Regions from separate parts of the Mus musculus genome. Here all the other regions are linked to region 2. Evidence: chromatin loops called from intact Hi-C (ENCODE). Cell type or tissue: left cerebral cortex. All regions are shown on one strand. Each heading gives the region's core, and the rest is flanking DNA. Links, peaks and the distances in the headings are about the cores only.

Region 1 (5,338 bases), core at 222-5,221, 1.6 Mb after region 2:
AGGCTGGCAGGAGTGTAGGAGGGAGAACAGGCAAGCAGCAGGAAGATACTGTGGCCAACCATGATAAGGAAACTCTTTGGGGATGAGAGTCCATGCTTCAGGAGGCAGTTCCTCCCTCTGCAGACTTTGACCTCCACTCCCATCCAAGGACAATCAAGGTGGGGAGATACGTGAGGGGATGGTAAGTTTTCCTTCTGGACTTAAGGAATAGTCACAATAAGGAGTAAGAGAACTTGAACCTGGGTGAAGTCACTAAACTGTTAGTGATAGTGTAGAACTTTACTGCTCCCCCACAACAATGCAGTCATGAATATTGCTGTGCCCAATATAAGCACTGCAACTCTTGAGTCCTAACATTGCCAACATAGTCCACTAGGAAGCATTGATGTGAGTCCCTAAATGAATCACTGCTTGGGCTTTTGAAGCCCTGTGACCCTGGAGGTTATGGACTCTTGCTTTTTGGCAGAGCTCTGTGCCTGAGGGGAAAGAACTGCAGGTTCTGAGTCTAATCGGAGCTCCCTAATCCTGCTGGATGCTTCCGAGCGGCAGCCCACAGTCTAGCCATGGAACCAGAGCTAAGATACAAGAGCCAGCACCATCTCTTTGCCAAGCTATTGCTTCTGAGCCCTGATACTTTGATCAAAGCCAAGACTATTGTATATATATTCTTTACTTTCAAAAACAATAACAATAAACAAACAAACAAACTCCAGAAAAACAATTTTCTCTCACATGTCCCCCAGCTCCTCAATGGGTCTCATCCAGAGGGATGATAGAAGTTGAAAATCACCATTGGCCACTGATCCCCAAAACGCAGACCACCCTGTGGGTCACATTTGGGAGCCAGCCAGCTGAGACACCCCACCTGCCCCTCAAAGCTCCTGCAATCCCAAGTCTGCAGAGACCTCAGAATCAGGGCAGGACATGAGGGCTCTAACAGCAGGGGCAATAACCCCCTAAGCTCAGCATTTAGAAGGACATCACAGACTTCAGGATGACCTGGGCTCTGTGCCTAGTGTCTCCTCCAGCACCCCAAGGCGTTACCTGCCTTAAAAAAGAGGTGACATTCAAAGCAGATCGAGAAGATTTCTTGTTATTGCTTTAATGGTTCCCAGGCAACGTTTCCTCTTGCTTTCAGACCAGCAGAAGTGATCAGAAAATGATTAGAGTTTCTCTTGCAGATGAAATTTAGATTTTTGCATTTGTGCTGCTTTATGAGCTGAAACTATTTTAAGAGCCAATTTATAGTTTTCTCTACTAAAATCGGATTAAAAAAAAATAAGCAAGGAGGTTCAGCAATTAGAGGATACCATTAGTGGCTTGCCCTAAGGCAATACTCTGTGTTTACTACTTTTTTTTAAGTTTGCCTTAATTTGATCTATCTTAGCATCGCCCCATTTTATCAAGCAAGAGATGGAGGGAACTACCTTCACAGGGCTAGCTGAGGTCTCCTATGTGTTCACAGAGAGGATGCCTTTACAGTTAGATGGCTTCTAGAAGATCTTATTTCTCTCAGATGTATTTATTCCTTCAGGAAGAAGTTCCCTTTTGAGCATTTCCAACATCTAAACCTTTGAGAACATAGACATTCCCTCTCTTCTCCATTCCCAAAGCAACCATTCTCAGTCTGTGGGCTGAGACCATGGGAAAAACACGTATTTCTGGTGATCTTAGGAATTCCCAACCATAAATTTATTTATGTTGTTACTTTCATATCTGTAATTTTGATACTGAGAAGTCTCTCAGTTCCTGAGGCCAGTAGGAGTTTATGTTTTCCAGTGGTCATGATCCACAGGTTGAGAACTGCGATCTTGGAGTGTCTCATTAGGGAAGCCATTGTGGAATCTTACTAGAGCTTTCTGCCCTGCCCAGTCCTGACCTAGGAACTCTGAACATGGGCTATACAAAACTATCTCCCTCTACCTCTACTAACCCACTACTTCCAGGCCAGGAAGAGACTGTCCTTCTTGAAGAGAAGAGAACCTGTACTCTTTGTATCCATCTCAAGTTGGATACAGAGAATATCCAACTGAGAGTCAAGTATTATGCTGACTGAATCAACAGCGATTACACTTGCCTTCTGAAAAGAAAGTTGTGTCGTTCCTACAGGAACCTACTGGCATCGACTTACCTCTCCTGGACCCTGCTAGTACCATCACCACTGTCACCGGACCAAGTGCTTTCAGCATTCCTCTCCCTATCCGGCAGAAGCTATGCAGCAGCCTGGATGCCCCTCAAACAAGAGGCCATGACTGGAGGATGCTGGCCCATAAACTCAACCTGGACAGGTGAGTGTGTCCAGGCTTCTAGACCTACTGTTTTCATTTAGCAGAGATTCCAGGACTGAAAGGAATGATATAGAAAGTGGCACTTTTCTCTTCCCACTACACATCTGTTTATATTTTCATTCTGACTGTGAGCTTCCAAACAATTCCAAGAGAATTCCTGGGATATATGACATTTATCAGTGTCAAGATTTGTGATAGACTTTACCTAGCTCATGTGCTAAGAGCTCCTAAATATGATGTCTATTCACTAAAGTAATTATTGTTCATCCATCGCCAGTTGAACAAGACGTAATGCATGATGAATAATTTACATGCTCACACAAGCACTTGTATTAAGTTATAAAGAGACCCTGAGAGCCTCTGCTTCGTAGAAAATATCTGTCACCTCCAAGGAAGAGATGTGGTATGACCTGTCAAAGATCATCAGAGTCCAGACTGGACAGAAAACATAAGCCTCTTGATTTCCTGTTTAGGACAAAACCCACAGACACGTTGTCTCTTAAATTATCCTATTCAGAGTTGAGGTTAACAAAGTTAAACAGCACATGTCCTGTCTGGAGCTGATCTAATTAGGAACCGAGCAATCATTAAGTGGAGTTCACTAGGATCCACGGTAGGACTGAAATGCTTCAAGACAGACAGGTTTAGTGCCAACGCAGAGAAGATAATACTGTAAATAGACCTGTAAATCACACCTCTAAGCATATTTTCCCATTCTTGATTGCAGGTACTTGAATTACTTTGCCACCAAATCGAGCCCAACTGGCGTAATCCTGGATCTTTGGGAAGCACAGAACTTCCCAGATGGAAACCTGAGCATGCTGGCAGCCGTCCTGGAAGAAATGGGAAGACATGAGACAGTGGTGTCCTTGGCAGCAGAAGGACAGTATTGACCACACTGGAACTAAAGCTGAAGGACACAATTACACAGGGAGTCTGTGTTCAGGGGAACCACATCTGAGGAGGAAATCCAGATAGGACCAAGGCGCTCTACAGGCAAGATGGCAACAGGAAACTTGGGGGACAGATATAACCACCAAGGTACACGCCCACTTCATTCGGACAGCACCACCGCGGGAGTTAAGAAAAATTGTGTAAATTTGTACCTTGAATTTAAGAATCAATCTAATTTTCTCTTCGTTGGGCTGTATGCTGTATGGTACAGGATCTTACAGTTTCCTAGGAAACGCTTTTTATTGCTATCCAGATGTATGGATAAACTTTCTTAACAAACCCAGTTTCTACAAATGTTGTTTACATCAAATTGGACAGGGATGCAGACACTGTCCATGGCTCGTTCTATTTTTGTTCAGATCATTTGAAGTTGAAGCTGTGGACAGTTTATTGTGTCTATTTCAGATTAGTAATTTACAGAGAAATCACAGACTTTTGCTAAAAATCATGTACATCAAGTGTCTCAGATAATCTTCCCATCAGTGTTCTGTTTCTGAAACTTGTTGGACCAGTATTGGCATTGGTATCAGGGAAGTGGAGAATCTAAATGTAAAGGAGAAATTGAGAAAATTCCTTATATCCTGGGGTAACCCCGTTGGTATCCTTTGGGAACAGAGCTCTAGCATTACAGGGGAGGTAGCTATTCATGTTCCTCCACACAAACATTTCTGTACCACATGTGTGTTTGTAATAAGCAATTTCAAGTGTTTTTTAAAAAATATTATCATTATTATTGATGATTATTACAAATATTCTAGTAAAAAGAATTTCCTTTTGTTTTAGTTAGCAATACTGTTAGTGTTTGGTGTTGACTAGACCTGCCTCCCTTTCTTGCCTAAAGAGGTGGGCATGGTCACCAGTTTAGTTCAATAGCTTTTGCTTCCTTGACCTTTGGTCTACCATTCTGTGGTGGAAAAGACAGAAATGCTCAATGGCTATGTCTGCTCTTTCAGCTTGCTCGGTCAGAGTCTTTCTGTTCTTGCTCTTATCATGAGGAGAGTTCTCTATGTAAAGTTCATTTACTCTTGTGGCTATCTGGGAGGCAGTATGGTTGTGGGAACAGTGTCTGAACTAGGAATCAGGAAACCAGTTATCCTTGTGGAGTTGGTCCCTGTATGGCTGTGTGACTTTGGGGAAAACATTGAAACTCACTGGCGCTCATTGCCCTTCTTTGTAAACTTTGTGGTGAGACCAGATCATCTCAAGGTTCCAGAATGCTGATCTCCCATTCAAATGTCATCATCCTTTTCTATCTTGCAGGCAGGATTGATTTGAACAGGGATTACTTCAACACACATTTGTTTGTCTTTATCTTTGTGTCATTATTGCATGATGTTGTTCGCTTAGAGATGGCATCCTTTTCTTACCATTGTCTTGACCTCTGCTGGGGCCCTAATGTCCAGCCTTCCAACTAACTGTAAATTCTACTTTACTCATTTATTGATCTCCAGATCTCAAGACCATTTCTACAAAAAGCCCATGCAGCTGAATGAATTGGTAACATTTTTCTTTCTTTATTACTCTTTGCTTTAGTAATATTCAGTTGTATTTATGTAGATTAGTGCTATAGGACCATCCTATAAAACGTTAGTTGTGCATACTCCTTGGGACCATCCTGGGTTTTGTTTGTTTGTTAGTTTGTTTTTATTTTTTGATATAGGAACTCCATTCAGCAGATAGTGAATGAAAACTTAGCAGCCCCACTGACATAGTTAAATAGAAAGCACCTATGCCCTTAAGTCAGAAACTTCAAAATATGGCTGTGGTGTACTTTGGGGCTAGAAGTATTCAGGTTGCTGAATGGATTCCATTGGGAATCATTTTGCCTAATACCCTCTGATTCTGTTACTTCCTGATACACGCTAACTCTTCTATCCTAGTCATTAAAGAACTGTGGGTACAGTTGTGGAGCCTCTTCCTTCATGCTGTTTGTCTTCTCTTTCAGAGATGTATTCTACAGTCTCTTTCTCTAACCATATTCATATATAAAAATCCTGGTCCCACTGACTGTGGAAGGGAAATTCTATACTCCTAACGAAGTTTGTTGGCTGATATCTGTAAGCATGAGTTTGTTCGAACTTTTAAGAGTTTGATTG
Region 2 (5,338 bases), core at 207-5,206:
GGAACTTACAGTCATTGAGTCCCCTTTTTAGCATCTAATCTTAGCCTTTCACATAAGGGGTTGCAGTATATATATTCCATTTATGTCCAAGAATTCTGCAGCACTTCATTCTTTGTGTTTGGGCCAATTGAGGTTCTGTGATGTTTTGTATATTCTTGGACCAGGGAGTGGTACCATTTGGAGGTATGGCCTTATTGGAATAGGTGTGACCTTGTTGGAGTAGGTGTGTCACTGTGGGTTTGGGCTTAATACTTTCACCCTAGGTGCCTGGAAGCCATTCTTCTACTAGCAGCCTTTGGATGAAGATGTAGAACTCTCAGCTCTGCCTGCACCATGCTTGCCTGGATGTTGTCATGCTTCCACCTTGATGATAATGGACTGAACCTCTGAACCTGTAAGCCAACCCCAATTAAATGTTGTTTCTTATAAGACTTGCCTTGGTCATGTTGTCTGTTCACAGCAGTAAAACCCTGACTGATACAGAAGTTGGTACTGGGAGTGAGTTGTTTATTATCATCTACTACAAATAGAACTACTCTTGTGAAATTTCAGAAATAATTTTTCTATAAACATAATCAAATGTCATTATTGGTTAGTTTAACAGTGTCCATTTCACAGAATAATTATCATTCCAAGAACTTTGGCTAGAAAGATGAGAGATCCTAGGAGAGAAACTGATACTATTTTAACTTGTACTTTCTAATATTTCATGTTTTGTTTATTCAAAATATTAATTACCTTTGGCTGTCCCAGAACTCACTTTGTACAACAGGCTGGCCTTAAACTAAAGATATCTACCTGCCTCTGCATCCTAAATGCTGAGATTAAAGGCAAACATCACTATATTTCCAAGCAATTATTGTTTCAATCAAAATTATAAAGAAATAACTTCAAATGAATTTTTTGCCTTCTTTGAATAGAGCTATTCTGATAGTCTTTTATTAAATTTAAATTGGAAAGTTTGATTATATATGAAAGAAATAATTTGTTTTTGTTCTGTTTTCCTTTTTGTTTATTTGAAGTGCAGAAGTTATGTAAACCCAGCTGTCTTCAAACTCATTGTGTAGATGAATATAACCCTGAACCCCTGATCTTCCTGTCTCTAACTACCAACCACTAGGGCTCCAAGCATGGGGCACCACATCTGGGGAAACAAAAAAGCTTTTGTTTAATATCTACAGAGATTTTTATATTATCACATTTATTTACCAGCCCAAATTGCTACTACCTCAAATATACATTATTGATATCTTTTTAATATTATTCTAATATCTTCTGCCAGCTGCATCCTCTGCCAGCCAATGTTGTTTTGGTTTTCTTTATATCGTTGTTGTTTAAGGATTCAACCATATACATATATCATATATTATATATTACATATTATATGTTATGCAGTATATGTTATATGGTACATGTTACACATTACACATTATGTAACATGCATTATATTATATATTACATATCACATTATATATTATGCATTATGTATTAAATTATATATTATATAGTATACATTATACATTACACATTATACATTATATAATCATATCATATGTAATATATTGATTATATATTTTGCATCATATATTATATATTTTACTATATATAATGTATATTAATTAATAGTAGTGTGTATGTATGTTTGACATATGTGTGGGTGCTCTTAGCAGCCAGAAGAGAGTGTCAGACCCCTAGAGTGGGAGTTACAGCAATTGTGAACAATTGGAGATAAGTGCCAAGAACTAAACTCAGATCATCTGAGGAAATGGCAAGTTATTTTCACTACTGAGCCATCTAGCTCCCTAGCCCTAGGTTTACTTTTTAATTGGTAAAATAAAGAGACAAAGTGTGGAGCAGAAACTGAGGAAAGGCCATCCAGAGCCTGCCCCACCTAGGGATCCATCCCATATACAGTTACCAAATCCAGACACTGTTGTAGATGCCAAGAAGTGCTTGTTGAAAAGAGCCTGATATAGCTGTTTCCTAAAAGGCTCTGCCAGAGCCTGACAAATACAGAGGTAGATGCTCACAGCCAATCATCAGAGAAAAGACTGAAGAAGCTGAAGGGGTTTGCAACCACCTAGGAAGAACAACATCAACCAACCAGACCCCCCAGAGCTCCCGGGGAGTAAACCACCAACCAAAGAGTACACATGGAGTACACATGAAACGACCCATGGTTTCAGCCAAATATGTAGCAGAGGATGTCCTTGTTGGACATCAATAGGAGGAGAGGCATGGGGGGATGCAGAAGCAGTGCAAGAATGCTGCCTACTGTCTTGTTTCCACTGGCTTACTCAACTTGCTTTCTTATAGCACCCAAGAGTATCAGCCCAGGGATGTACCATCCACAATGGGTTAGGCCCTCCTCCCTTGATAACTAATTGAGAAAATGCCTTGCAGCTGGATCTCACGGAGACATTTCTTCAAGGGAGGCTCCTTTCTTTGTGACAACTCCAGCTTGTGTCAAGTTGACACACAAAAACAGCCAGTACACAGATTCATTTTCTATACTATTTATTGTACTAATTTACAAACTTCCGAAGACAGATGGCGCTGAAGATCATTGGGAAATATGAACTCTGGATTTTGTAGTTTAGGTATTAAGCAAAACCGGAGTCTATTTCTTAATTAATTCTTAATTAAGATGATTGAAGTGAACCCCAAACTTCAAAGCCATGATTCTCCTGCCCCAGCCTTCTCAGTTCCTAGATGATAGGTATACATCTTTAAACCTTGTTCCAAATTAGACACACACATATACACAGGTGCAGACACAACACAACCACCAACACAACACTATACCCAATTGAAACATTTCAAGGTAAGTTCATACATATGGCATGATAATACAAATACAAATATATTCCTGAATTTACTCTTTAACATGTTTCATATTTTATTTTATTTTATTTTATTTTATTTCATATTTTGCTAAATTTATATTTGGGGTTTCCAATAAAAAGTAACTGAAAGCTTTGTCTCTACCTCTAGTCGCTTTTGTAAGGTGGTGGACCTCTCTCTCTCTCTCTCTCCCTCCTTGTTCCCTCTTTCCCCCTCTTTTCCCCTCCCTCCCCTCCCTCTCTGTCTTTCTCTCTGACTCCCTCTCTCTCCCACTCCCTCCCTTCCTCCCTCCCTACACCCTCTCCCCCCTCTTTTCTTCTCTCCCTTCCTCCCTTCCCCCCCACCCACTGTCACTCACACACTCCCTGCCCCCTTTTCCCCCCACCTCTCCCATCTCTCTCCTCTCCTCTTTCCTCTCTCCCTTCCTGCCCCCCCCGCCCCGTTTTCACTGTGCTTTGTGGCCCTAAGATGCAAGCAGCTTCCTCTTCCACCTATTTTACTGTCATGCTTTTCTATTCCTCCATAGACCTCGCTGTACTGCAGATCTGTAGAAAGCATAAGCAAAAATCATTTTCCATGGGACTGTTCTTGCAGAGGAACTGGATTTAGGTTACTTGCACTTAACTCTAGGGGTGGGGTGGCAAGGGCTTACATACTCCTTAAATTTCAGCCCCAAGGATGTCAATGCCTTTTCTTGGCCTCTGTTGGTCCCAAACATTTAAGCAGTGCATATACATATGCACAAACCCTCACATATAGGCATGATATTAAAGTGAAAGAATCCTACTACTTTGATTTTCTTTGACTTGTTTGACACAGTGATGAACAGGTGACTGATATATAGACCCTTCATGCTAAAATGTTCACTTATAATCTATGATCAATCACTGAAACGAATCTAACCACCTAATCTGACACCCAAGACCTGTTCCTGTTCACCTACTGAAATGTATCTTTGTAATCTTTATTTTGTATGCATGTATGTATGTATGCATGTATGTATGTATGTATGAATGTACTTATGTATGTATGCATGCATGTATGTATGTATGTATGTATGTATGTATGTATGTATGTATGTATTTGGGAACACTGTTTTACTCTCTAGTCCAGGCTGTTCTGAAACTTACTAGACAACCTAGGCTGATCTCAAACTCATGGACCTATTTCTGAGAGGATAGGTGTGGCACCCTGTGTGAGCAGCTCATGAATTTTAGCTTTTATAACTTCCCAAATGATAATTTACTTAGACAAATCTTTCTAGTGTTCCTTATCCCTCATCTCAAGTATTATTTTTCTCTATTGTAATAAACTTTTTTGAATCTTCCCTTGTGCTGATAACTCCAGCTTTCCTTTGCTGTCCCACACACTTCGATGTGGCTAACTTATATGCTCACTGTCCACCAGAAACCATGTGCTAATCAGGAACGAAGGGGGATGGGAGGCAAAGCAAGAAAATACTAGAGAGTTTACAGAAGTTTCGGGGGCGGGGTGGGAGGAGTGTGCACGGGGAATCTGACAGCTGGAGACAAAAGTCCCAATCTAAATCATTGTGACAAACTCCAGGAACTCTTCAGTACAACAGAGTGCCAATATCACACGAATAAATACTTGAGAAAATATCACAGGCCGAAGAAGACAATGAAATCTATAGAAACAAAAATGAAGGTTTAGAGGAATCTGCAGTGTGGGACAAAGTCGTCATTTTCCCCTGCGAATTATCTTGGCATTTCATGATCTTTTTATTTTTGTGGGAACAGAGGATACAAACATTGTGAACACTTAACACAAGATATTTCAAATCTAATCACAAACTCCCCCCCACCCCAAGTCATGTATATGTTTTTAGTAGGGGAGGGTAAATACCATATGCAAATTCCATGTCTAAGATTCCTTAGTGTAGAAGCCCAGATGGCTTGCCCTTTTTATATATGTATTCCTCCTTGCTGGATTAAGGAGAAATGGTTTAAAAAGAAAAGAGGCAAAGGGGAAATTTGCATGGACATAACCCCATGCATTAGTGGGTGTCTAGAAAGCCAAGCCTTATGCAAGAAAAATGGAAGGTGCTTAGAGAACTGCTTTTCCCTCCACTTTTGTTCTGCTCCTTCCCATTCTCCCTGATCATTATCATCAAGCAGCTGTTACAGAGAGTGCCGGATTAACCCACAGAATTGAAATGCTCCCTCTTCAAGCAGAGATCTGAAGGCTGCACAAGGCAATATTAGGTTGTTGCTTGAGCTCTTACAGGGAATGAGCCGTTCTGTGATAGCCTTTGATCAGTTTTTACCTGTTGTTCCTCTGAAGTGTTTTGTTCATCGTGATTAGATGAATCAAAGCACTGTCTGTCCCAGAGAGAGAATTGTCTAGATGCCAGCCAATTTTAAAACAGAGCAGTTTGTAAAGAAGTAGGAAAAAAAAAACCCTAGGAAGTGAACTAGATTTGTTCAGAGTCTCTCCTAGTGTTTGGGAGTCCTTTGTGGTGCAAGTTGGAACA
Region 3 (5,338 bases), core at 222-5,221, 1.3 Mb after region 2:
TTGTTTTTCCCTCTAGATTGTCTATTAGTTTATCATTAGTTACTGCATAGTTACTATTACCCATAGTATTCTTCAGGAGTCTTAGACTGGAGCTTCACTATAATAGGGCAATGTGGTGGTATTCTAAATTGAATTGAATTTGCACTCAATTCTTTCTCCTATGGTAGAGGAGAAAGCAATGTATAAGGGGCCAGTGTTGTTCGCTTCTAAAGCAATGCGACTTTGGGTACAGTGTTAAGCTATGGGATAAAACTCTGCCTGAGGACCAATTATGTAACACAAAGTACAAAGCAGAGTTCCGCCATGTTGGTGGGAATTCCTCCAATGTTTTGTATTAATCTTTCTTTACTTCATTGAGATTGCTTCAAGGAAAGCCCTCTCCCCAATTTCAGTCCATGTTTCTAGCTACCAAAATGAGTACTTAACACAAGGCACACAGTTCAATATAAGTTTAATCCTTTGGTCAGAGTGATTGAAGGACTGGTCAAAACCAAGTGGTCATGGCCCAAGTTTGGTCAAGGGACTACTTTCTGGATTTTGTTGGCCACATGAGAATAGGGTTATGTTTTATGCTAATATTGATAATGGTAAAAACACTGTAAGTCAGAGCTTCCAAGGCTTGCAGTACAACCACAAGTCTCTTTATGAAGCCAAAACATAAGTAAGTTTTTAGGTGTAAAACATGACTGCGGAAATCATTCTGGCACTAAGAAATATCAACTGTGCTTCTTGGACAGGCTGTTTTCTTCTGAGTAAAAATAATATATCATAGGTTTCTATATGACCCTCAAAATTCATGTGTTGGAGCTGTGTTCCCTCCACACTGCAATAGAATTGAGTCATGGGTGTCTTCTAAGAGGTAACTGAGTCTTGGTACACTATCCTCATAAATTCATTAAGTTATCATGGGAGTAGATGTGTGTGTGTGTGTGTGTGTGTGTGTGTGTGTGAATGGATGAATGGCCCATCTACACTTGCTCTATCAAACCATCTTGTTTTTTTTTTGTTTTGTTTTTTGTTTTTTTTTTTAACCAGTTCATTAGATGACTTGGCAAGAAGGAACCCTCCATTGCCCACACCTCCGTCTTAGATTGTCCAACTATCTTCACAATTATGAGGAGATGCATTTGTGTATTTTATATATAACCATTTTCAGTATTTTGTTACAGCAGTATTAATGAAGTAAGACAATAGTGGTACTTCAATTCAATATCCAGTGTGTGAGCTAAGCAAGATAGTCCACAAAGAACTTAGTATCCTCACTTAGTATCCACATAGCAATCAGTTCATAAATGTTAGCTATTAGCAACACAGCGTTTATCTCCGCCCAGGACTATTCTGTTAGGTAGAGTGATGAATTATCACTTCTTATTAAAGGTTGTTTAAGTCAGGTTGTTTTCCTTTGCTAATAGTCTTTTTTTTTTAATATAGGTAACAGGAAGTGCAAAGTTTCAGAGAGTGCATGTTTATGAGAGACTAAGTCTCTTTCTCTGGGATGAGGGAGAGAACTGTGATTGAACCAGCTGATTCTGGACCATCTGGCCTCCCTTGCGTGAGTTCTACCAGTCATGTTATAGCCGAGGTCTCCACACCCATCCCCCATCCTACTCAGAGTTTTCCTGTCATCCTACACATTTGGTAAAATCCTGCTTCTATGCAGCTAGTTAATAATATCCTCACTACAGAGAATTGTTTTTAGATATCCATTAAGATATAAAAAAAAATGTGAATAACCAAACATAAGGACAGAGATAAAAATGAGAGGAAATATTTCTGTGTTGAAAATAGATGCTCAGTTCATTTTATTTAAGCCTTGCACTGGAAACTTTTTCCATAGTGGTTTAGAGTAAATACTATTATTACTGAGAAGCCCACATGCTAAATAGCATACTTTTCTTGGTGTAGATTTCTGGAGGGATATGCAGGGGATTTGCATGCTTAATTCCCATTAGCACCTGTCACTGGGATTTATTATCCCACAGTTAATTCTCCACTTACCGGAGCCAAGAAATAGGCAGCCCTGGTGTATGGATTGAAACGAAGCTTTTTATTTTTCCAAAAGTGAGATGCTTTTCATGTTGGTTCCTTAAACACCTGCGTTATTTTAAGCCTGAAAGGTCACATTCAGATACACTTTGGGTTCAGATTTATTCACACTTGATTTTTATTCAACAGTTAGAAAAGCCTACACATCATTTGAAATTGCACAGGGTGCTATTCAGGTCTTGGCTCAGTTTTCAAATCCACTGCTTCATATTCCTTATTCAATACCCAAAGAATACTTACTATGTGCTAGGCTGTGCTCTATAGTTTGGGCAGAGAGTGCTAAGCACGATAGGGAAAATGCCCTCTCCTTGAGATGCATACATTCTATTGGCAAGCACTTATTTGTGAGTGCACATACGCATGTAGATGTATAAAATAAGCACTCAGATAAGTGGGCAGATATGTAAAGTGAGCACTCGTTGGGAAATCCAAGCAGGTGAAAGGAATGGAGGGTCCCGGGAATTAGTCAGAGTCCTCTCTAGACAGAGATGTATGTGCCCAGATCTCTGCGTCTGAGCAAACTGTACTAAGCAGCCTCAAAAACACTGCGTTATTGTTTTCATGGAGATGAAACTGTGACAGTCAGTGACACTAGACACAATGCTGATACAAAGGCAGTGTGTAGCTGCCAGAGGCATTGCTGGAGCTGCGCTGCTCACAGGTGCTTTTAGGGCCCCTGCCCCTATACTCTCTTCTTTCCTCTTCATAGCCACACATCTTTCTCAAACCATGCTCCTGCCCTCTTTAGGCTGAATCTCAGCATTGAACTACTTTCCTTTGCCTTATCGCTGACTGGTGCTTTTAAGGCACTAATTTCATGCGGTATCGACTGCTGAGGGCTTCAAAGATCCAAGCAAGACGATGTGATCATTTTAACCTTCCTCATCTGTCCTAGACGTTGAAGATTCCTCCCAGGTGAACCTTTTTGTCAACCAGCCAACCAATCCTGACTGAATACCAAGCACGGATAAGGTTTTGTGTTAACAGTGTGGGTTGGAAAGATCTGCAAGGCAGGGTGTCTGCTTTAAATGAGTTAAATCCTAATTAGGAAAAACAGCCAAAAGACGGGTATAACTAATAACTGCCCAATTCTACAACTTTATGGTTGTTGTTGTTTGAGACAGGTTCTCTCTTCATAGCCCTGACCATTTTGGAGTCCCCAAGCTGGCTTTAAACTTACAGTGATTCTCCTGCTTCTGCCTCCTGAGTTCTGGGGTGACAAGCATAGCCCACCACACCTAACACTTCACAACTTTGCAGTCTTGTTTACATAACACTAACTCTGCACAGAGATTTCTCTGACAGACTTCAAGCTCTTATTCTTCTTTTGGGAAAATTATAGAGAAAACCACTAGATTTAACCATAGTCTCTTCATGATATTGACAGGTTATTAGCACCATCCCCCCATGGTAGCCATTGTCTTCATAAAACCATTTACATTCTGAGGACAAGTAACATAAACGTTAGAAATTGCCATTTCACAGAAGTCACACTTGGATGTGTGTAAGAGTTAATGACTACAATTTTGAGAACATAGATATAAACAAATTCTTGAACTTAACTGAGGAAGGTACTGTTGAACTGAGGTAGCAAAAAAGGCTGAGTGTCTTCTAGATCAGAACAACAGTCATCAATGACAATGCCGGGCATTTTACCTATAGTTAATACTTTCTAACCTCAGGAAACCTTATATCTCATTGCTTCTAATAAACCCACTTTACAGATCAGGAAGTGGAGACACCTGGCCTTTTGAGCCATGCCATCCAGCTAGTAAATCACTGTGGATTGATCCGCCCATCTGGCATCAGCACCTGACTACCCACATTTCCTGATGTGCCCATGTGGGGAGGTTGAAGAAAATTAAGCGATTTTAAAGTGGCAGGCAAAGTCTCCATGGAAATAAAAAGAAGCTAATTCTGTCAATGTCTCTCCCAAGAGTGACCTTCCCAAGTCTATGAAATCCATCCAAGGCATACATAACGGGTAGAGGTTTCAATGGTGCTTGGCAGGCAGAATCACAAGGCATTAGAATTAGAATATTTCGAAGAGAGGTAAAAAAAAAAAAAAAGAATCATGACATGCAAAAGTTACCTGACCTGCTCACCCGGACAGTTCTGACCACAGCTCAAATTAGACTTGAAATCAGCCATTTTCTCCACCCGCCCCACACTTTCTAAACTCTTCTGTGTATTTACATATGGCTCCTTTTGCACTTGAAACTGAACCTTTACGTGATAAAATTATTCATTTTAAATGCACAAACATCGGGGATTTTTCACACTATCTTGTGGAGCTTAGCTGGTGTGTTCAGACATTCGCCTTCCTTTTGTCTAGGCTGGGCTTGTTTTACCCACTCCTCCTCACACTCCTCCTTCATCCTTTTATCACGAATTCACAACCTAACTACTCCCCAAAATGTCTTTCTGTACTGAAGCAGATTTAGTCCTCTCTCCTCGCTCTTAAGAATTTGGAGACTAAGTTATAGGTTCCAACATCAAGTTGAGCATCTGCAAATTTTGTTCTTTTTTTTTTTTTTTTGGGGGGGGGGGGGTTCTCTTGGTTTTGCCGCGGCACTCTTTAAATGTTCAATCTCAGCAGCCACCAAGATGAACAAGCAAAAAAAAAAAAAAAAAAAAATCAGTACCGAGGGAGTTTCCATTGATTTCCAGTTTTTGTTCCACCACAAATAGGTCACCGGCTCGCAGAGCATAAAACAGCCTGACTGGCGCTGACAACCCAAAGATAGTGGGCTGAGCCACTACAAATGCTTCTTGCCTTCTTTCCCATCTATGCGAACAAGTTCCAGCCCGCCTCCGGCTCAATCAAGCGCAACTCCCTAAATCCTAGAGCGAGAGCAGTCCTGGGGCATCTGGCTTAGGCTTGGCCGGCTCAGGGACACTGCCAGGCGGTGGGCTGAGCTCCGCTGGACACCGCCAAGTGGCCTGAGGCGTGCCCGCAGCGCTTGCGGAGCAGGAGTCTGGCGCCAGGCGGGGAGACTGTGCTGCCCCTGGCCGCAGTTGCCTCTGCCCCCAGGTGTCCCTTGTCAGCGCCGGAGCGAGTGAGCAAGTGAGCAAGTGAACCCAGTGGACTCCACCTTCCGCGCGAGGCGTGGATTTCGCTCCATCCTCGCTTACATAAGGCGGGCGAGCGCGCTCCCGCCGCCGCTTCCCCCCGCGCGGAGTGGGGCCGCGCCCTCCACGCCTCCTCTGCGAGCGCCACCCAGGACCCCCGCTCGCCCCACTCCTGGAGGCGACAGTCGCTGGACCGTCGGCGGGCGGGCGGCAGCCCGGG

What was found. Peaks named below come from ENCODE experiments on the same cell type or tissue, not always from the same donor. Only the 100,000 strongest peaks of a DNase experiment are listed, where the experiment ranks them.
Region 1: it touches region 2 in a loop (5-fold over the local background); 3 of 42 quality-filtered maps call a loop at or near these places.
Region 3: it touches region 2 in a loop (5-fold over the local background); 2 of 42 quality-filtered maps call a loop at or near these places.

The regions. Positions count from the first base shown.
Region 1 is chr3:141,825,392-141,830,729 of GRCm38, forward strand. It overlaps Unc5c (unc-5 netrin receptor C), which reads left to right. Exons shown (of 16, transcript NM_009472.4): 15 at 2,110-2,288; 16 at 3,016-5,338. The coding sequence ends at 3,181. Among named protein-coding and RNA genes, the nearest start is that of Gm15689, 140 kb to the left of the region's middle. In left cerebral cortex, for the core only: no CTCF peak of the experiment used is centred there; a DNase peak (open chromatin) is centred at 3,122.
Region 2 is chr3:140,180,343-140,185,680 of GRCm38, forward strand. No RefSeq gene overlaps it. Among named protein-coding and RNA genes, the nearest start is that of Mir7j, 150 kb to the left of the region's middle. In left cerebral cortex, for the core only: a CTCF peak has its summit at 2,548; a DNase peak (open chromatin) is centred at 2,517.
Region 3 is chr3:141,459,915-141,465,252 of GRCm38, forward strand. No RefSeq gene overlaps it. Among named protein-coding and RNA genes, the nearest start is that of Unc5c, 3.0 kb to the right of the region's middle. In left cerebral cortex, for the core only: CTCF peaks have their summits at 2,786 and 4,971; DNase peaks (open chromatin) are centred at 2,696, 3,878, 4,358, 4,919 and 1 more place; H3K4me3 peaks cover 2,056 bases; H3K27ac peaks cover 2,678 bases.